Regions from separate parts of the Homo sapiens genome. Here region 2 is linked to region 1. Evidence: chromatin loops called from intact Hi-C (ENCODE). Cell type or tissue: heart right ventricle. All regions are shown on one strand. Each heading gives the region's core, and the rest is flanking DNA. Links, peaks and the distances in the headings are about the cores only.

Region 1 (11,606 bases), core at 2,477-10,476:
GGAAGGAAGGAAGGAAGGAAGGAAGGAAGGAAGGGGAAGGGGAAAGGGAAGGGAAAGGAAAAGGGAAAGGGAAGAAAAAGGAAAGGGAAGGAAAAAAGAAAAGGAAAAGAAAGAGGAAGGACCTTACACCTATGCAAAAACGAACTCAAAATGGATCATACACCTCAATGTAAAATGTAGAAATAAAAAACTTCTAGAAGAAAAACAGCATTTTGTATGATCTTGGGTTTGGTGATGAGTTTTTAGATATGAGACCAAAAGCACAATCCATAAAAGGAAAAATATGAAAACGGGACCCAACAAAATTAAAAACTTTGGCTTTTCCACCAAACATGCCCTCCCCCCCCCCCACACACAAAAATGCTGTTAGTAGAATAAAAATACAAGCTACAGAAAAAGTTCCAAATCTTATATCAATAAAGGACTTACAACCAAAATACAAAGAACTCATAACAAGAAAAACAAATAAAGCAATTTAATAATAAATTAAAGACAAAAAGAGATCTGAACAGATACTTTTCCAAAGAAGATACACAAGTGGCAAATAAGCATATGAAAAGATGCTCACAATAGTCATTGGAGAAACGCAAATGAAAACTGCAATAAGATACCTCAACATACCTATTAGAATGGCAACTTTTTAAAAAATGATAATTCAAAATGCTGGTTAAGACATGGTGCAACAAGCACTCTTGTTCATTCCTTGTGGTAATGCAAAATGGCAGAATGAGTTTGTCAGTTTCTTACAAAGTTAAACATACACTTATCATGTGGCCCAACAATACCACTCCTAGGTAATTATCAAAGTGAATTGAAAACTTGCATTTATAGAAACCTATAAATGAATATCTATAGCAGCTTTGTTCATAATTACCAAAAACTAGAAGTAACTGAGATATCCTCAAGAGGTAAGCAGATTAACATATTGTGGTATATCATGCAATGGAATACTACTCAGCAATAAAAAGAAATTAACTATTGATTCACACAACAACATAGATGAATCTTAAATAAATTTTTGCTAAGTGAAAGAAGCCAGACCTAAAAGATCACAACCTATTTTATTTTATTAACATGACATTCTGCAAAAGGCAAAGCTCTAGAGACAGATAACACAGATCAGTGGTTGCCATGTGTTGAGAAGAGGTTGACTGCGAAGGGATCACACAAGACAATTTTTAGGGTAATAGAACAGTTTTGCAAGATACTGTGGTGGTAGATTCATGACTCTATGCATTTGTCCACATTCACAAAAGGTACATTTATTCTAACTAAGGTATAATGTATTATAAACCTAAGTGAAATTTACTGTGTACATTTTTTTAAAAAATCAACCACGATGTGGGGAGATTCCAGGATGAAATGCAGACTGACAAATCTGTGTTACAATTATATGACATAACCTGACTAAAACGGTTGGGGAAAAAGGAGCTGACCTAAGTAACTTTGGAAATGTGTTTTAACTGGATACTGTAAAGCTAAAGCAAAATCAACTGTGCATAAATGCTTTTCTTTAATTGGTCATTATGTTTCAGGCAGGAGTATAAGTTAGCAGTTCTGAAACTACTTTACATGTATACTAAGGCTGAACAAATAAGTAAATAAATTGTAGTTAATGGAAGCCAGCTTTCTCACTGTCAGAGAAAAAAGTTACAAACAAGCAAGCAGAGAAGACTGAAATAAATCCTGTGGTTCTAAATAAAGTTGGCAATGACAATATGAATTCAATGTGTGTGTGTGTGTGTGTGTGTGTGTGTGTGTGTGTGTGTCCCATTTGAGACTCAGAGTTTAGGGTTTTTCTTGGGGGCTAGTGCTAAAAGGCATTCTCTGCCTGGAAACTGTCAAAATATCAGACTCTCTGAAGGAAGTGGTAATTCAGTGCCTCAAGGGCAAAACAGCCTTATCAATACAGGAGACTTTTCATGTTGGTTTGGGGAACTTTTCACAAGCCAGGTTCCCAGATGTCAGGAAAGAGTCAATCTTTAAGCAGCCTCTTCTAAGGATATCAGCCTTGGGTTTGCTTCTTTGTTGATTCTTTCCTGTATAGGGCATAACAAACAAGACACAGGAGCCAACCTGAAACCACCCCCAATAACCCAAAATTGGATTACAATCCAAACAAACTATATATATATATAGATAGATAGATAGATAGATAGATAAAATGTAATTTCATTCCATACAATAGTATGGAATGAGTACAAATAAGTAAATGAATAAACAAATAAATTAGGGGAAGAAGAGCAAACCTTCCTTAGAGAAGAATTCTAAATTATAAGTGTAGAAGGAATGAGGGACATTTAAAATCACCACTAGAGCACCTTAGTAATAACTGCTGCAGGTAAGATCCACTAAAATTTGTAGGTAAAACCTTAAGGAGAAGCAGCATATTTGTGTAGCCTCAAAGTATCTCATCAAAAAAATATTTATTAATTATTGTGGTAGCTTAAACATATGTCCACGAATTATTTGATAAACCTTCGTCTAGAAGGTGAAGCCTGATTCACTTCACAGGATTGGATAGTTGAGCTGGTAGGTGTAGGGCCTGCACAGTCAAATCAGGGGCATGTGTAGCTCACTTACTTTGAGTGTAGATTGGACTTACTGATTGTTTCGAATGAATAGAGAATGGAAAGGGAAAATGGTAACTTTACGGTGAAGAAACCTGGCAGGCACTACCTTAACCAAGTGATCACAGTTAACGTCATCAGTAAACAAGTTATATTGATCATGTACCCTCAATATGATGTGATGAGAGGACCACTCTACCTCCATGATATTGTTTTCCAAAAATCCATAATTCAGTCCAATCATGAGAAAACTTCAGAGAAAGCCCCATTCAGGGATATTCTATGAAATACTTGATGAGTGGTCTTCAAAATTGTCAAGGTCATGATAAAACAAGGCTGAGGAACAGATTGAGGGAGACTTAGACATGATGATTAAATGTGACACGGTCTCCTGCATTAGATCTCAGAACCAAAAAGGAAACATTGGTGAAATCTGAATGAAGTCTGCAGTTTAATTAACAGTATGGCACCAATAATTTCACAATTTCAATCACTGTACTGTGGTTATATAACATTAGCAGAAACTAGATGAAGGATGTCCATGAACTTTCTGCACTATATTTGCAACTTTTCTGTAAATCTGAGCTTATTTCAAAATAAATGTTTTTAAAAAGTACTTGCATTGGCACATACTAGCTAGTATCTCATGTTAGCTTCTCTTGGTTAATTCACTTGATAACGCAAGAGAATGATAGTGCTGGGAAATCTCTCTTGTTGCCTCTACTCCAAATAAAAAGTGTTTTTCTAAGGATAAGTGATTGTAGTGGCATTTATAATTGCTTTAGTCCATTCAGGCTGCTATAACAAAGTACCATAAACTTGGTGGCTTATAAGCAGCAGCAATTTTTCAAAGTTCTGGAGGCTGGGAAGTCCAAGATGAAGGCACCAGCAGATTCAATATCTGGTAAGGATCTGGTTCACAGGCACTTTCTCAGTGTGTCCTCACTTGATGAAGGGGGTGAGAGGTTTCTCTTCAGTCCCTTTTATAAGGGCACTAATCCCATTCATGAAGATCATGACCTAATCACTTCCCCAAAGGCCCCACTGTTACTGAGCAAAAGGGCTCACTACCCAAGGCACTAGACCCAAGGCACTAGAAGCCAATACTATGGCACCAGGTTTTTGAGAAAAGCTTTTATTGTGAGTCAGTCAACAAGGAGAGAAGAGTCCAGATCAAATCTGTCTCCCTGTGCTGGCTTTAAGGCAGTCATTTTATTAGAAAGGGTTTATGGGGTAGATTCTGGGATTAGTAGGTGATTGGTGGAAAGAAAGGGGAGGTCTGGAAAGTCCTCAGGCATGCACAATTATCTCTTCATGCTACCTCATGAATCACATTTGCAAATTTGGGGAACTTAGTAGGAAACATGGTGGAAATGAAAATTTTATCCTGCAAAGACTCCAGTTGACCATGCTGGTTCCAATCAATTTCAGCCTTTTTTTTTTTTTTCTTTTTTTAAATATCACAAGCAGAGGGAGTTTCAGCATTTCGGCAAGTTGTTTCTTTTCTTATCTGCTCTCATACAAGCTCAAGAATTTCTGTTATTCACTGGCTTCTTTAACTCTGTGGCACAATTTCACCTCCTAACAGTACCATCATCTTAAGAGTTAGGATTTCAATATATGAATTAGATAGGGACACAAATATTCAGACCATAACAATAAGCGTGGGAAATTTCTTTGCCCTTTAAATGAACAATATCATGATGAGAAGATACCAGGCTGACCCTTTTAAAAGTTAGTGCTTCTAACCAATGTCAGTTCTGAGTAGCTGAGGACACCGTGGTTTCATTGTCCTGTTAGTGGAGAGTGGTTTTCAGAGTGTCATCATGGCTGGAGAACCAGGTCTGGACACACGATCACTCAGGGGCAAGGTGAGTGAGCTACACATGCCCCTGATTTGACTGTGCAGGCCCTACACCTACCAGCTCAACTATCCAATCCTGTGTTTTGAGGCTGTTTGGAGGTATATGATCCAGGATGCCTGAATCAAACCAACACTAAAACCAGAAATACCTAAAAATGAGGCATTGTAAAAATGATGGCAAATATTGTTTCGGTCTATTTCAGCCTCGTTTCTGTTTTTTTTGTTTTTGTTTTTGTTTTTAATGCTTACCACTGGCCCTAAGCATTCTAGGTGCTAGTTACTTCAACAGTGGTCAAGTGAGAGGCTGGGGAAGGGTGGAGCGGCAACTTTGGAATATGGACTTGTAAAGCTGTTTTGTATTGTTACCTGTGCTTCATCCTATATTAAAATGTTTTTTTCTTTCATTGGAAAAGAGCTTTGTAGTTTTACCTTGGCTAAGCTCTTTCTTACTCAGCGGCTTTTGCAAAGCTACAGTGAAGTCATTTTTGCTTATTATTTGTGCTTCTACCTACTTCCAAAAAGAATCTAAGATGACTTATTCCCCAAACAATTGTGCTAACCTTAGGCCTTCATTCTCTTCCAGACCATCTGTTCCTCTTTACCATGAAGTCATAGTACTATATTTGTGACAGCACAATCATTTCCATGGCAACAGGATGTGGTCCTCATCACTGAATCCTGATTTCACTCTGACAAAGATCAAGCAGCAGGGGATTGGGTAGTATATTCCGACATTTTCTATTCTTTTTCAAGTTTAGCATCTCTCTGAAGAAATTCCTACTTTTGATTCTAAAATTTTATACTCAGCCTAGAAATATGTTTTTGCAGAGTTTACATACGAAGTATTTGCCCAGCAAATAATTAAACATGCAAGCCAAAAATAATTTTGTGTGATTTGAGAAAATTCACATAAATCTATACATACACACACTATGATATGTAAACTTGCTTGAAAGTGAGATGATTAGCAAATGCCATTCTGGTTTGTATAAAAGAAAAAAGAACAGCAAATCCATTTAAAAGACGAGAAACTTCTAAGCCTAAGAAATTTGCTTTGATGACTGTGATAAGCAGTGGAAGGGACCTGACCTAGTTCTTACTCAATGCTTTCCTTATCTTCTTCAGCACAAATAAGACACAAAAGGGCCTTCCCATGTGAGCTCAGACTATCTGACCAGGGAAAGATAGTTGGATAGCTTTATTAATATGAATGACCAATATTCCTATAATTCTGTCCATTTGCTTTGATTGCACACAGTTTAATTACACAGTCTTTGGAGAAATTCCTTAGAAAACTATTGCTATACTATGCAATTGAGTTAAAAGTATAAACTTTAAAAAGGGAAGTAGTTACTACAGCATCAGAAAAAAAAATACCTAATTGGTCCATTAATTTAGCAGCTTTACAGGACAGATGGCAAAGACTGTTATAATGAGGCTCTGCTAGACATATTACATAACATAATATATATCATATATATTGTATATAGCATGTTACATATGTGTAATGTCATATGTATTATATAAGATATATGTGTCAGAGAAAAAGAGTAACTTGTAAGACTTGATCATGTTCCCTTCTTCTGTTCTCCTCCAGCTTCCTTGTTGAGTCTAAGGGGTAAGTCGGGGAAAGAAATAGGGAGAAAAGTTGGTAAGGGACAGAAAGAAGAACTGAAGGAGAAGCTAAAGCAATTTACATTAAAAAGAAAAAAAAAGATAAGAATTACCTGCAGTGGAAAAGATCTGGAAGGAAGGGGAAAGGGACAGAGAAAGTAGGGAGGTGAGAGGTGAAGAGAGTGATTGAAATCTGAGCAGGAGCATTTGGACAGCAGCTGCTCTGCAGCGTGGGGCTTTGGGGAAATAGGAAAGAAGGATTTTGACTAAGTTCCATTGTTTGCGATGGGATGTGATTCATCACTTTGCTACTTCTTCAAGAGCCTTCAGTGAAAATAAATTATTTTTCAAAGCTCATTAAAGGTGGATTTGTGATTCTTTTGAATGAGACAAAATATTCGGATGGACTCTAAGGCTACAGAAAGCCTTATTCTGATTTTACAAATATATATGTAAGCAGCCTCTCTTGAGGAAAATAATAAGTGGTGCTATCATTGACTGCTATCTCTGACCCTCGGAGATTATGTTGACCAGAGCTGTCCCAGTCCCAAATAATGCAATATTTGCAGTAGGTACTGTCCAGAGATGGGTGGCCTTCCATGGTCTGGAGTTTCTAACTCTAACGAAACTTAATTTTAGCCTTAAAGGATTTAGGAACTTAGAAGAATCAAATGTGGAAGGGTAGAAAAAGACACAATGATTGCTTCAGAGAGCCCTAGTGCCAAGCCAGTTTTTGAGGCCTACAAGAAGGCAAAGGATAATTACAGAGAGCATCATGATACCTAAAGGACAGGCTTCACTGACAATTGTAGTATTAAGGCCTGCTTCAATCTCACATTGGTCTGAGTCTTATTACAGACTGTAGTTTCTTCAAAAAATGCAGAGCCTTTACTCACGCATAGGAGTATGGTAATAAGTGGGAAGGAAGTCCTTCTGTGAAGGTCATCATCACTTTTGATCTCATCATTATTTTCCTAGTGTGAACATCATAATAGAGGTTATGTAATGATTCAGGGGAGGGCAAGGTAAGACAAGGTGAAAATGATCATCAGGATAGAAATGGGAGGCCAGGGCAAGAGTAGGAAGGCTCAGCGATTCCCAAGTGTCCCACCTAACATTAGTGCATGAGATGCACGGTGATAAAAAAGAGTTCTGTGAGAAGACAATTTTGGGCACAGTGTATAATTGTTTTTCCCTTGGAAAAATACCCACTTGCATGCTATAGGCTCTGAGAAGTTCCAACAAGAAAAAAATTTCTGCTTAAACTACTGTTGCCCAAAATTATTTGATCATAAAACACATTTTAGCAACAACTATTAACATTCCAAGAGACTGGTATTATTCAGAACATACATTGGCTAATATTGGGGCAGATGATGTATCTAAAATCACCTCATAACAGGTTATATTACTGTGATAGCTTTAAAAAATACTGAAGGGCACTGGCCTACTGTCAACCTGTATTCAATTACTGTGACTTTTGGCCTTCCTATAATTTTGGTGTAGGACTTCACCCTACTATACAATCATGGCTTGCTTCATAAAAACTGGGTAGGGTTTGTATGTAACACTCTACAAAGCTTCATCCCTTCCTTCAGTGCTCCCAAATGCTCATTACCTTCATGATGCCTGTTACTACCCAGAAACTCTCATTTGGTAAATCTCCAGGACGTAAACTTTTCTCTGCAGGACTGCATGCATCAGTGTCTTTAAACTCCCTCCCACCAAACCAATCTTATTTTTCAAGAAACAGCTTTCTGCTAGGGAACCAACAAAAATATCCATCCTAATGTCTCCAGGTTAGCCAGGTTACATATTTGCAGCCTGACAGGGACTTCCTGAAAATGTAATGCCTTTATCCTAAAATAAAAATAAAAGAAGTTCCATGGGTAGGGATTTCCAGAACTGGGACAAGTTAACAAAAGGAAATGTTTTGAGTTAGATGGGCCTTTAATGATCCACAGATAATATCCCTTGAGAAGTTGCCTGTTCTCTTTAAAAGAAGGGGACTCAGTCAGCAGGGTGATGCTCTCTTTGAAGGAACCACGCTTGACTGTGTGATATATTTCTTTTAAAAAATACAAGAATCACTGGCACAGAGTCTCATAAGTGTGTGTAGGGGAGGTATCTACATTTAATTAATAAATAGTGTCTCTGCTTGGGTGTGGACTTTAAACTTTTTTTTGTTTATTTTTGAATAGGTAACACACTCATGTATACAAAATCAAAAGGCATATCGTGAAAAGTGAGTTTCTCTTTTTTCTCAGTGATTCTGTTTTCCTCCGCAGAGGCAACCACTATTACCAATTTCTTAAATTTCCTTCCATGGACATTCTATATATAAAAATGTATATATGTATTTTTAAACATATATAATTTTTCTTTTTTTACACAGATGGTAGCGTAATATACATACTACTCTCTATTTTACTTTATCTTTTCATTTATCAAGATATCTTAGCTACCTCTCCATATGGAGAGCTAGTGACGTGGCTATTTTAACAGCTGAGTGTTGTTCACTGAATGCCTGTGCCATTTTGTTTTGCCATTCTATTGAGGGATATATATGTTGTTGCCAATCTTTTGTATTATTAACAATATTGCATTGAACAGACTCACTGGATAAATACCTAGACATGGAATATGTGTCAATATGTATGTGCATTTTTACTTTTGAAAGATATTTCCAACTTTCTCTCCATCCCTTACACATCCATCAACTATTTATGACTGACTACTTCCTCAAACTTTCATCAAAACAATATCTTATCAAATGTTTTAATCTTTTACAGTTTGATAGGTGAAAATTATATGTGTGTGTGTGTGTGTGTGTGTGTGTGTGTGTGTGTTTATAATGCAGGAACCAAAGAGAGAAGTTGCAACTCAGGTAAGTAGAGTGGTGCTGAATTAAAATAATAAGTTTACCTTAGATAAAAAGTAATTTGAGATTTAAGTAGGTTACTTCAAAAAATTAAAGACGGCCAGGCACGGTGGCTCACGCCTGTAATCCCAGCACTTTGGGAGGCCCAGGCAGGTGGATTACAAGGTCAGCAGATCGAGACCATCCTGGCTAACACAGTGAAACCCCATCTCTACTAAAAATATAAAAAAATTAGCCAGGCGTGATGGCAGGCACCTGTAGTCCAAGCTACTCGGGAGGCTGAGGCCGGAGAATGGTGTGAACCCGGGAGGCGGAGCTTGCAGTGAGCCGAGATCGCGCCACTTCACTCCAGCCCAGGCGACAGAGCGAGACTCCGTCTCAACAACAACAACAACAAATTAAAGACACTTTCTACCAAGAAGGATTACACATACATAATTCTGACGGACACTTTTAGAAAAGGAGGAAAACCCATAATCTCCTGAGAGTTTTCTAGCTTCACAATTCTGTGATTTCTGTAATTCCATGGAATAAGAAAGTACTGAACAGTGAGAAGAATACTTTCATTACCGATCCATCCATGATCACAGTTTAGAAAATAAAGGGAAAACGTTTCTTTTGTAAATCACTAAATATAAATCAGGAGAAAAGAGGGAGACTACAGTTGTCTCCACTTCTGATTTACCTCAGCCTGCTAGTCTGGTGGCCACATCCAGGACCTTAAAATCAGCTGGAGCCATTCAACCTCCCAAATTTCAGATTCATGCCTCTTACCATTTGATCACAGCTTCTGGCCTTCCATCCACCTCATTTCATTATTGTCACCACATTTGTTCTCTCAATTGACTAGGCCTTTCCCCTTTCCTCTTTCTCCACCCAAGACTACCCACTTTTCTCCCCAGTGAGAAATTTAACTATATCACTATCCATCTTTGCTTCCTTCTTTCCTAACATAAACATGCACTATAAACTTAGATGTTTATGAAATACTTAATTTTTCTGTGAATAAATTCAACTTCAATTGCAAGCCTCCATCTTAACATATAATCTTGGCAAATTCTCTGCCTTTCTCTGGATTGTATCTACATTTTCAGAGTTTGGGGATTGTATTATGCAGTAGGGGGTGGACGGGGTTTCAGGGACCCCTGCCACACATACTGCAGCCACCTTCTCCTTGCACTGGCAGTCTGCAGATCACCATCATCAACCATCTGACTGTCAGAGCATGCTGGATGCTGCCAGGCTGTCAACTCCTTCAGGCCCTCAAGTGCACAGGAAGTCATTCCTCTGCTGCACTGCTGCATGAGGTTGGCTTGGGCCCATGCTCCTAGACATCACTCACATCACTCAGTCTTTCTTTGTCCTTTCATGAAAACAAACAAAATATTTCAAAGTATGAACAATAATATAAACCATCCACGTACTTATCACCCCAAATGAACTAATGTTACTGTCTTTTCATATTTCCATCAAAGTATTTTTTAAAGAAATAAAGATAAAGGTCAAGTCTCCCATATGTCCTTCCTAGCACAATTCCTTTACTTTCTTTACCCCCAGAGGTAATCACTATCATGAATTTGGTGCAAATCTGCTAGTCCATGTTGATATGCTTTTGTTTGACATAACTGTAGAAAAACACAATATCTTGTATTGTTTTTTAAAAGTATATGCACACAGTATCATATGGATATAATATGCTGCAACTTAATGTTGCAGTCAAAATATATCCATATATTGATATAAAGTCAGTCATTTTAATTTCTGTACTGTCTATCACAGAATGAATACATAACAGTTTCTTCCCATTCATTCATTCTTGGGTTGTTTCTAGTGTTTTGTTGATACAAACAAATATTGCAACAACTATCCCTTCCTATCCTTTTTCACTGTATAGTAGTCTCTCTCACAGTAAATGACATCACCAGGCACTGGGCCTAGGTGCTCCGCCAAAAACTTCAGTCATCCTTGAACCCCTTTCCTCACATCTCAAATCCCCATCAAGTTGTCTGTTTTGGCTTCAAAATATATTCTGGATCCAACCACTTCTCAACACTTTCAACCAATCCAAGTGACCAACATCACTTTCCTATGATTGCAATTGTTTTCTAATAATACTACACCCTACAGTCTCTTCTACACAGAACAGCCAGAGTGGCCTTTTAAGAATGCACTTTCGATCAATAGTATCTGACATGGTTTGGTCGTGTTCCCACCCAAATCTCATCTTGAATTATAACTCCCACAATTCCCATGTGTTGTGGAAGGAACTCGGTGGGAGGTGATTGGATGATGGGGGCGGGTCTTTCTTCCACTGTTCTCGTGATAGTGAATGAGTCTTACGAGATCTTATGGTTTTAGAAAACGGGAATTTCCCTGCACAAGCTCAGTCTTCTCTTGTCTGCTGCCATGTGAGATGTGACTTTCATTTTCTGCCATGACTGTGAGGCCTCCCCAGCCACGTGGAAGTGTAAGTCCAATAAACCTTTCTTTTGTAAATTGCCCAGTCTCAGGTATGTCTTTATCAGCAGTGTAAAAACGGACTAATACGGTATGCCTGCGCAAAACCCTCCAATGGCTTCTCGTTCCGCCAAAAAGTCCAAACTCCTTACCTTGGCCTGAAGGCCTTATGTGATGTAGCCTTTGCCTATCTTCCAGATTCATCTCTTGCCACTTTCCA
Region 2 (11,606 bases), core at 2,135-10,134, 95 kb before region 1:
CTATCAAAAATGTTGTCTTTTTCAGTATTTGGAACACCAAGAGCTTCATAGATGCTCTGTAAAAATTACTTGAATGAATGGAGATTATACTTTGAGATAAGGCACTAGCACTTGCTACCTCTCTCTCCTAGATTTTTGAAAAAGTCTCTTTATTTGTCTACTGGCCCCCTCCAATCTATCCTTCAAATTTTTTAAAAAAGTGATTTATTTTCCCTAATTCACAAGTCTGATCTTGTCACTACTCCTTTTAAATATTCCAGTGACTCCACAACTTACGGTACAAAAGCTGAGCTCCTTGGCATTGAATAAAAGGCCCTTCAGGATGGGGCCTCACCTCCCTATCCAGCCTCTTATCCTGCTGGCCCCTAACTCCACCCCCAGCCAACATCCCTACTTTCTTTAAACTGAGTCGCACTGGGCTATTTGTAATTCTCCAAATGAGTCACAAAATGTCCTCTCTCAGGGTCTTTGCCCATAATATTCTCTGTCTAAAATGCCTCTCCCTCATTGCTTACCTAGCAATTTCTACTCATCCCTCAAGCCTTGGGTTAAATGCTGAGAAGCTTTCCTAAATCCTGAGGCAGGTAAACATCATTTTCATCATCATTATACTCATCATTATCATTAGTTACCATCTATTGACAAATTATTATGTGTTAGCACTGTGCTGAATGCGATTAATTCTCACAACCGCACAATGAAGCAAGCATAATCATCTGCATTATAGATGAGGAAACCGAGGTTCGCAGGGGTGAAGTAGCCTGTCCCAGGAGGTACAGTATAACAGGGATTCGATTCCAGGGCTGACCCATTCCAAAGAGGCTGCCTTCAACCACCACGTGGCACTGCTTCCCGCTGTTCTACCGGCCTTTGTATATACCCCATGATAGCACATGCCTGATATCCATATAATTGTTTGATGGCACATCTGTCTCCTCACAACACTGTCAGGTGTTTGAGAGCACAAATTTGCCTTTTCATCTTTATATTCTCAACACTCTACTTAGAGCTGGCACTTAGTAGGTGCTTTATAAATAATAAATGAGTGGATTAATGCAGGCCTTCTCAGCCTCGGCACTACTGACATTTTGGAACAGATAATTCTTTGTTGTGGGGGCCGTCCTGGGCATTGTAAGATGTTTAGTAGCATAAACATAAATAAAGTCTGGAAACACTTCCAGAGAAGGCAGAACAGAATATTTAGAGGCCCCACGAAGTACGAGGCATTTAAAACCATACCTCATTTAAACGCTATTTTACAAATGTGAGACCAGAAGCTGAGAAAGGTAGAGCATCTTTTCCACTACCACATAGTTAGTGATGATGTAGCTTAGATTGAGCACAAACCAGTCTCCCCGGCAGGGCTTCCTCCCCATCCGGGGGCCAATTCCCCAGCTGCTCTGTGTCTGTCCTTCACTAGTTCAGAGCCACAGCGGGGAGAAGGATTGTAAAAAGTTGTCATCTCCAATCCCAACTGCTCTTCCAAGGACCCCATCTCCTCATTCCACCTGTTGTAAATCTCCCTCTGGACATCATATTGTAAACTAAAATGACACCGCTAATATACAATCTTCTCTTCTCCTCCCCCACCCCACCTTGTCTCCCCCTAGCTGACTTGCTTCTACTAACATCACCTACTTCTTCAAGTTATTAAGCCTTGAAGTCATCTTTGACTCTTTTCATCCACTACCTTCTCCCCCACTGTGGTTGAATATTTGACCCCTCCAAAATTATGTTGAAATTCAATCCCCATGGTAAATTATATATGTATATTTTACCTCAGTAAAAATAAGAAATTATTACCCAAAAAAAGGAAACTTAATCCCTAATGTGGCAGTATTGAGAGGTGAAGCCTTTAAGAGGTGCTTAGGTCATGAGGGCTCTGCTCTCATGAATGGATTAATCCATTCCTGGATTAGGGGATTAGTGAATTGGTGAATTAATGGGTTATGATGGGAGTAGAACTGGTGGCTTTATAAGAAGGGGAAGAGAGACCTGAGAGACCTCATTGGCCCTCCCACCATGTAATACCCTGTGCTATCTTGGGACTCTTCACAGAGGCCCCCCAGCAGGAAGGCCCTTGTCAGATGCGGCCCCTCGACCTGGGACTTCTCAGCTTTCATAACTACAAGAAATAATATCCTTTTCTTTTTTTTTTTTTTTTGAGACGGAGTCTCACACTGTTGCCCAGGCTGGAGCGCAGTGGCGCGATCTCGGCTCACTGCAAGCTCCGCCTCCCGGGTTCACGCCATTCTCCTGCCTCAGCCTCCCGAGTAGCTGGGACTACAGGCACCCGCCACCATGCCCGGCTAATTTTTTGTATTTTTAGTAGAGACAGGGTCTCACCGTGTTCGCCAGGATGGTCTCGATCTCCTGACCTCGTGATCTGCCTGCCTCGGCCTCCCAAAGTGCTGGGATTACAGTCGTGAGCCATTGAGCCAGGCTAACATCCTTTTCTTTATAAATTACCCAGTTTCAGGTACTGTGTTATAAGCAGCAGGAAATGAACGAATATATCCCCCCACATCTAATAATTTGTCACCCCTCACATCTGTCCCCTGATTCCCAGCTCCAATTCTACTGCTGCTGGGTTCTCCTCGCCTTTCAGCTGGACTGTTTATTAGTAGTCCATCTCTGTGATGGCCTCCAGGGTTCTTTCTCTCAGTTCCATCATTCCCACTGCTACCAGACTGAGCACCCCTGATCTCACCTTCAGGGTCAACACAAATCAGTCCAAACTCCGAATTTACCTTTACTTGCCTTTCCTCCACCCTTCCAGCCTCTTGCTCTTCGATTTCCCAGCCATAACCAACATGTTGTCATCCCCAGTGACCCACAACCTCCGTATCTCTGCTCTTACTGCCCTCTGCCTTGTTAATTAACATTTATAAATGGCCACTGGTTGGGACTGAGCTTCTGCACGAGGCACAACAGACCATACCAAAATGGAGCCCCTCGTGCTGAAGTTCCACATCACCAAGACAAAACTAAGCTGTTGATCTGACCTTCCAAGAAATCAGGAGACAGAGATAATTGCCGAGTCCCCAAACAGGGCGGTTTTAGCAGGCATGATAAGGAAGTCTCCTCTGCTTTAACCTTTACAGGGAAGTAACTTTGAAACGACCAACCTTCTTTTTGTTTTCTGTTTCTGCTGTCCTCAGCCCTTTTTTGTCTGTGAAACCAATTTCCTCTGCTCAGCTCATCGGAACACTCATTCTGTTTCACAGAACGAGGTGTTGCCTGATTCTAGAATCACAAATAAATGCCAATTGAGATCTTTAAATTAAATTTGTGTAATTTTGACTTTTGACAGCCTGAACAGCCCTACACCCCATTTTTACCCCATTATAGTCATTTCTCACCCCTTTTCTTTCTATGACAAAGCAAAAAAAAGAGCAAACACATAGAAACCCACCCTACTCTTCAAGACCCACTCAGATTCCACCTCCTCCATGAAGCCTTCCTTGACCTTCTGGGTGGGAACTCACTTTTCCTCCCTATAAACAGCTATTGCATTTCCTTTGTATCTTCTCTGACACTTAGTCACTTTCTTCTGTGAGTATTCCATCACTACTATAGAGAACAAACTCCTGGCTCATAATCTGTGAAAGGGGATAATGATAGTACCTCCCAGCTGGGCACTGCGGTTCACGCCTGTAATCCCAGCATTTTGGAGGCCGAGGCTAGAGGATTGCTTGAGGCCAGGAGTTTGAGACCAGCCTGGGCAATATAGTGAGATGCCATCTCTACAAAAAAAATAGAAACATTAGCTGGGCATGGTGGTGCATGCCTGTAGTCCCAGCTACTCAAGAGGGTGAGAGAGGAGAATCACTTGAGCCCAGGAGGTCGTGGCTGCAGTAAGTCATGATCGTACCACCGCACTCCAGTCTGGGTGACAGAGCAAGACCCTATCTCTCTAAAAATGATGATGATAATAATAATAATAGTACCTCCCTCATGGGACTGTTGAGAGGATTAAGTTAGATTAAGTACATTATTATATGGAAAAAGCTTGGGAAAGTGCCGGACACACAGTAAGCACTCTAAAAGTGTTTGCTGTTATTAGTACAATACTACCCTTGTGTTTTTAAAGCCCTCAGCACTGGACATAGGAATTATTTAAAAACACCTCTGAGTCTATAAGTGACTGCAGGAGCACTGTTTTTTTGAAATGCAGTAACAGCTGTGCAGCATATAGCAGGGGCTCCCATTCAGTCCCAGATCTTTGAATGGAAACTGTTTTTTCTTGAGTGCTACCACTCTCCTGGTGTTAGATGGCCCCTAGTCATCACACTTTTAGACCAGTTGACTTCAGCCCTTTTTATTCATGCCAACACTCTGAGTGAGCACATGTCCTCCTTAGAAACTCAGTTCCCTTCAATGACTACTTGCGCTGGGAGGGTTGAACAAATGGGGACATGTCCACTAAAAGGTAACCCCAAGGAGATTCCTGATATACCTCCCCCATTCCCATACCACTCCCCCAACCCCTCCCATTCATTTAGAAAGATCTGTCTTTGACTGCCTTCCTTTAAAAGACAGGACCTATATATAAAATGCCCTGCTCTTTTATTTTCTCAACATGGGTGATACGTTGAGATATGTGATACTCTCCTTTTCAATTTGACATGAATTTTAGTTAAAACAGTCAACCCAGCAAAGGCATCTTTTAGAGGTTTTTTTTTTCTGGTCCCTTGAATAAGCAACATGGCTTGTTTGCTCTTAAGCTGTGCGTGCGTGCACGTGTCCACAAGCATGAGTATGTAAGTGCACACACAGACCATACTGGGAATAGAAGTAATTTATTCTGGGAATGCTGAGTGAGTTGCTATTAAATCATTTCTATCTCCCTCACCATCAAAACCCATCCATTGAGCTCCCCTGTATATAAGGAACTGCACCAAGCAAAATCTAATCCAATATTAGATTCACCAAAATATTTATGTTCTTTGTTCCTAAGACCCTTTTCTCAGTCAAAAAATCAGAGAAGGAGATTGGGGGTGTGGGGGAATGATGGAGAAAATGTAAACATTTTTGCATAATACATCAGACCAGCCTTGCAGCCCAGTGTTTGGAGATTTGCTGGAACAAAAGTTCTTTCCTGATACTTGCACAATAAGGGGCATTTCAAGTAGGATCCCTTTGCTTTAATGAAACAAAAACAAAAACTTCTTTCCTTCACTCCATCCTGCCACACATTCCAGATGGAAGGAAGGTATTCTGCTTTCGGAGATCTTGTGTTTTGGCGAGATCTGAGTTCCCTATTTCAGTCTTGATGCTTTCATTAGCCAGTGAACATAACTTCCCTGAAATGACATCCCCACCAGAAGATCAGAATACAAATCCTTGGAAGTCAAGGTAGTGTCTCCTCACATTGCTTAGGAGAGATATGGCACCAGGTTAAGTCTTTGTCAGGAGAAAAGGACACCAAAGTGAACACAGCATGGACTCGGTGCACCAGGTTGACCCAGGCATGTCCACTGCAGAGTGTTACCTGCAAAACTCTGGCCCAGGTGGCTTCTGATCCCAAAGCACCCAGCTCACCTGCTCTCTGATCTACACTGTCCTAGGCACTGGTTTCTGGTATTCAGAAATAGCCCTGGTGAAACCTGTCATATGGATTATGTTTCTCCCAAAGGACAGAGCTCTGCTGGTTTGAGATCCTGAATCATCAATTTAATAACACCATTCTGCATGATGGAATGGAAAGCAGGCTTGGAAATATTTGTTGCCAAGTTTAGCTGCCTCCGCTCTTTCAGGCAGCCTGGGAAGAGCTGTCCACATTCACAGCCAACATCTCAAAGCCTTTGCCTGCTCACAAAAGGACCAGTCATCCTTAAATGGTCATAGACAGAAGAGGCAGGACAACTCACAGGCAGCTCGATGCTGAAGGCAAAGGAAGAGGGAGAAATGAAAAGACTTTAAAAGCGTTCTCTTTCCAGCCCCCGCTGAGAATTTTAAATGCCTTTGCCTCTGGCATATTTGAAGTCTGCATTTTACAGTCTGTTTAACTTACCCAGCAAGCCTTTGGGGCAGGCAAGAGCTGCGTCTTTGCATGTTTGTGTCTAGTGCTGAGTGTGCTGTTGGCACTCAGAGCAGCAGAAAATAATATGGCTAAAATCCACGGCAGCAGTGGGTGGCCTGGGCCCAGAAGGTAAAAGCCAAAGGAGAGATTTCCTATCTGCGTGGTGTAAGGAGGGCAGGAGATTTCCAGAGCTCTGAACCAATGCTGGGGAAGGAAGGGAACATCAAATATTGATTTTCTCCTGGAAATGGATCTTGGCCTTGCAGACTGGGAGTCTGGGAGGGGGAAGTAGGAAGCCCACCCCTCTGAGAAGGAAAGCTCAGGAGCCATCCCGATGTTGACTTTGCTAGAAGATGCATCTCTCAGGCCGAAATCAGGATTCCCTTGCTTGGACTGGCAGAATATAGTCTGAGGCTCCAGAGTTAGGCTCTGTCCTGGACTTGCTGTGTAACCTTGCCCTACCAGGCCACTATCCCACACATTCATACATTGAAACCCTGCTGTGCACCAGACATTGTGCAAACACTGAGCATATGAAGATATACAAGATACACACAATCCCTGCCCTCATGGAGCTCATCTTCCAAGGGGATCACTGTAGAGGGTGGTAAGTGCTGTGAATAAATGAATGGGGAGAGGTGATGGTGAAGGTCTTCTTTTTTCCTTCCTCCACACACCAAGTAAGAGCCATGAGCCAGGGTGTGCAGGAGAACAAGGGAGTCTCTGTTCCCAATCACCAGCTGAGATGGGGAACTGTCCTGGTCAACCCCTGTTAATTTGGGAGGAAAATTTGAGAGAAATCCATTCAAAGATACCCTGCAGCTGATAAAGGGAGAAGGAAAAAGGGGGAAAGAAAACAGAAAGAAAGAAGGGGCCCTCCTTCAGAAAGTGAAAAATCTTATTACCATAATTTTACCATTCAAAGACTGTAAGTTATCTTCAGTAAGGAATATGCATGTCTGACTTTCAAAGGCCAATGCTTCTCTATCAAAATTCACTTCTGTTATTAGGCTTGATCACAGTTCAGCTCCTGGAATACTTGAGTGAACAATTTTACATCTAAATGAGACTCTTGGGAGTGGAATAGAAGGAATTCTTTATGAACATCATTAAAGGAAGCTGTTACAGAAATAAAAGGAGAAATAATAATTTCCATTTGTTGTATGTCTACCATGCACAACACATTAAACATAATTTCACTTAATCTTCACAAACAGCCCTTCTGAGTAGGCATTGTTTTCTCTCTTTTATAGTTAGGTGAAGTAAGGCTCAAAGAAATTAAGTACCTTACCTAAGATCACAAAGTTATTGAGATAGCTGGGATTTGCTCCACGAGCTAGTTCACTGAGTTCAACATGTATTTGAAGGAAAATTTTCCCAGTTCCAGAACTGTGTCAGCAAAATGGCAATAAAATGTCGCCATGGAATCTTGTGCTAGGGATTGCGAGGTCCCAGAGAACTGTGTCCCATCACCGTTATTAGCCAATCTATCGTCATTCAGCATCTCTATCCTCTTCTTCAGTGCCTCATACTCCAGGTCTTATTCTTTGCTCAGCCACTTATATCTTTATCTGTTACTGATTTCATGTAAAATGATTTGCATTATAATAGGAGTTTTCTGGAGATAATACTATAATCAAAAAAGAGGCCCAAAGGCATGATAGGATTTTCAGATACTCTGACGAAGTGCATGGATTCCTGGCAGCAGGCTGTTCCCTTGATGCTAGACCCAACCTTCCCCTTACAATTCTTCATATGGGCCACAGGGCTCAGCTTTTTCCATCAAAGTGGCAGACACCCAGAGCCCTGGATGAACAGGAGTAGTGTAGTTCTAGGTGACTGAGTGAGCTCCAGGGGTGCTGAGGACACAAACTGCCAAGTCTGTGAACCTCTGAACCCTCCTCGCCTGCAGAACTTTGGAAAGGGGCTGACTACCCATTCCTGGTCTATTTACTCTTCTTTAGCATCCCCCACAGTGCCTAGAAAACCTCAACCACAGGTCAGGTACTGAACACACAGTTGGACATTGATAATATCTTCTGATTGGTTTATTCCTTTCAGCTTAGGGTCTTTGTTGAAAGGACTGAACCTCTAGAAAAGTGGTGATTTCCACACTGTTGGCAGCATTCAAGCCAAGGCAGGCTGGAGATATGGCATTGGGAATTCTTGTTCTAAAGTGTTGGACTGGGTGAGCTGCTGGTCCTTCCACAATCCTGGAGGAGGCTCTAATAGGGTCCCTATAAGAATATAGAAACCAGGTACCCTTGGAAAGGGAGACTTGAATGATCAACTCATCCTAAGAGAATGTCAATAAATCAGGAGACAAGGTGACCAGGGTGTGATTTGTGAGGACATAACTGTAAATGACCTGAGCATCAAGACAGTTGAAACCCAATGACATGCAATGTGCTACCAACAAGGACACAGTCTGAGTGGATCCCATGTAAGCCCAAGGGAACAGACATATCAATACTTATTTTCCCAGGGCTCTCCTGGGAAGAGAATGTCTAGTTCAGGGCACCTGAGCATTCTGGTATAACCCAAAAAAGTGTCCGTTGTTGGGCAGGGAGAGCTCATCAGGGGTTTCTCTTCAAGATAAAAAAAGGCTTCAAAATCGTTCACCTCCCTGTGCTCTGAAGCGCTGATCACTAAGCAAGCTTCTGATTACCAATTTAATATCCTGAACACCTTGACATTGGATAAGAGATGTGTGAGAGGCCGGGTGCAGTGGCTCACACCCATAATCCCAGCACTTAGGGAGGCTAAGGTGGGTGGATCACCTGAAGTCAGGAGTTCGAGACCAGCCTGGCCAACATGGTGAAACCCATCTCTACTAAAAATACAAAAATCAGCCAGGTGTAGTGGCATGCGCCTGCAATCCCAACTACTCGGGAGGCTTAGGCAGGAGAATCGCTTGAACTCGGGCATCGGAGGTTGCAGTGAGCCAAGATCACACCACTATACTCTAGCCTGGATGATGGAGTCACAGTCTGTCTCAAAAAAAAAAAAAAAAAAAAAAAAGAGATTTGTGAGTGAGAATTCTGGTCACTGAAATAGAATATCCACCATTATAAAATGCAAATATGGACATTTGTGTTTATATGTCAGTTTATTGCAAGCCTGGTTATTGTAAGTCCGTCTATGAGACTGGCATCTGTAAAACTAATAGCTGGTCCCGGGAACATGGTGATCACATCAAGGCCCTGCACTGTGGAAAAGGCCTCACCTGGTTGAAGCCTTGAAGTCTCAGGCAGCCCCATGCTCACCCCTCTCTGACTGAAGTACTTTGCAGCTCTGAGATTCTGTGATTCAAGAATTCTCTGACTGCTGCTGAGATGAAGTGCTAAGGGGCCTGCATGGCCTGGGCATACAACTGACCAAATGGGCAAGGGAATATGAAGAGGGGGTCAGAAAGGAGGCTCTAGCCATCTTTTTCTGAATACATTCTCTTTTTTTTTTGAGATGGAGTCTCACTCTGTCACCCAGGCTGGAGTGCAGTGGCATGATCTTGGCTCACTGCAACCTCTGCCCTCCGAGTTCAAGTGATTCTCCTGCCTTAGCCTCCCAAGTAGCTGGGATTACAGGTGCCTGCCATCGTGCCCGGCTAGTTTTTTGTATTTTTAGTAGAGACAGGGTTTCACCATCTTGGCCAGGCTGGTCTTGAACTCCTGACCTCAAGATCCACCCGCCTCGGCCTCCCAAAGTGCTGGGATTACAGGAGTGAGCCACTGTGCCCAGCCCTGAATACAACCTCTTAAAAAGACAGAGACTAGGGCAAAGGTTCTCAGAGATCTTTCCGAAACAGTCAGTAGGATCTTTTCCATTCATCCTTCTCCTTTTGATATTTTCTCAAATCAGAAAAGTTGGAAGGTTTTGAAATGCCCTAAAAGAGCTTTAAGCTAGTAGAAAATCTCACTCCATTGGAGACTTAAAGTCAATCATTCTCTGAGGATCATGCAGCAGACCAGGGGAAAGACACATTGTGAGGTGGTGTTTCTGGGGCCTCTATCCTGAGACCACATCACCATGTGGAAAACCATCTGAAACTCTGCCAAATGCCCAGGACCCAAATCATCACAAATATCTCCAATCTCAGACATGAAATTGAAGAAATACAACAGGTTTTCAAAGTAGCAGTTGACTCACCCACGTATTGCTGGATTGCTGGTCTCAAAAAAGAGGTGGCATTACCATTGCCATGGGAACCTCCACTTTGACTTACTGGTATTCAGACCTCCAGCTGGGAACATCCTGTTCCTGTCCCTGATTGTGGCTCATGACCTACTTCTACTTGCTTGAGTGAGAGGCCCCAGTGAGATACCTGGGAGTCAGGAAGCTCCAACCCCCTACTCTGGAATTGGCTCCATTCCCTCTCTAGCAGAGGGCAAGGCATATCACTCCATGGTTCAGTGTTGCCACAGTTCACTAAGGATGGCAATGACAATCTTTCTCTGATGAATGTTTTATGAGTTTAGTAGATAAAATTTGAAAGGGATGCAGAGCCTGTGTGTCTGGACAATCCTTTTTCCCCACCATGTTTGTCACATAGGGAGCCCAAGCCCACAGGTCTTGTTCCGCATGGCCAGAGCCTTGCCCTTATCTTCAGATAGTCAATTGCTGCAGCAAATAGCTTACCTAGCCCAAGTGACAAGTGGATATAGTCTGGCTTGAAAACAAAGAGATGAGAGGCGAAAGAGATGAGAGAGGAGGAAGGACAATGAGTAAGGTTAGATAAAAACTGTCAGTGGATATGGACACAAAATTTTCATCACTTTCTCAGGAATCATCGTATCTGTCCTGCTGTTATAATTTAATCTTACTTGCCTGTGACCATCTTTAATGTCTTTTTTTTTTTTTTTTTTTTTTTGAGATACTGTCTCACTCTGTCCAGGCTGGAGTGCAGTGGTGTGATCATGGCTCACTGTAGCCTTGACCCCCCAGGCTAAGGTGATCCTCCTACCTCAGCCTCCTGAGTAGCTAGGACTACAGGCATGTGCCACTATGCCCAGCTAATTTTTGTATGACCTTGTTTATAGAGACAGGGTCTCACCATGTTGCCCAGGCTGGTCTCGAACTCCTGGGCTCAAGTGATCCTTCCACCTCGGCCTCCGAAAGTGCTGGGATTACAGGCGTGAGCCACTGTGCCAACCATCTTTAACTTTTTCCTCTTTCTCTCCTATATCCAATCCATCACCAAATTCTATCAGTTTTATATTCAAACAATATCCCAGAGTTACCTACTTCTCTCAATCACCACAGGCACCACCTACCTACCACAAAAGCAACCATCTTTTGCCAAGACATCTGTAAAAGCTTCCTAACAACCATTTTTGCTTCTCTCCAACACATCTGCCATACAACAGTAATAAGTTAAATTTTCGAAACATATATCAGAACATGTCAATTTTCTGCTCAACAAAGGCTCCTTCCATTGTGCTTGGGTTAGACCCATGGTCCTTCTACTCCACAGGCCCTGAATGGTCCATGCAACCCCTGGCCCACCCACTGCACTGTAGCCATGCTGGTGTCCATTCTCCCACTCCCCTTGCCCCTTTCTTCCTCAGTTTCCACATTCTCACCC

The links. Hi-C counts contacts between places; a loop is a spot of excess contacts. Peaks named below come from ENCODE experiments on the same cell type or tissue, not always from the same donor. Only the 100,000 strongest peaks of a DNase experiment are listed, where the experiment ranks them.
Region 2: it touches region 1 in a loop (2.5-fold over the local background); 1 of 110 quality-filtered maps calls a loop at or near these places.

Annotation. Positions count from the first base shown.
Region 1 is chr1:183,438,168-183,449,773 of GRCh38, forward strand. It overlaps LOC105371646 (a long non-coding RNA gene), which reads left to right. Exons shown (of 4, transcript XR_922351.2): 2 at 5,018-5,152. Among named protein-coding and RNA genes, the nearest start is that of NMNAT2, 26 kb to the left of the region's middle. RefSeq lists a silencer at 5,373-5,573. In heart right ventricle, for the core only: no CTCF peak of the experiment used is centred there; no DNase peak of the experiment used is centred there.
Region 2 is chr1:183,343,541-183,355,146 of GRCh38, forward strand. All of the region lies in intron 1 of NMNAT2 (nicotinamide nucleotide adenylyltransferase 2), which reads right to left. Among named protein-coding and RNA genes, the nearest start is that of NMNAT2, 69 kb to the right of the region's middle. In heart right ventricle, for the core only: no CTCF peak of the experiment used is centred there; a DNase peak (open chromatin) is centred at 5,786; H3K27ac peaks cover 1,094 bases.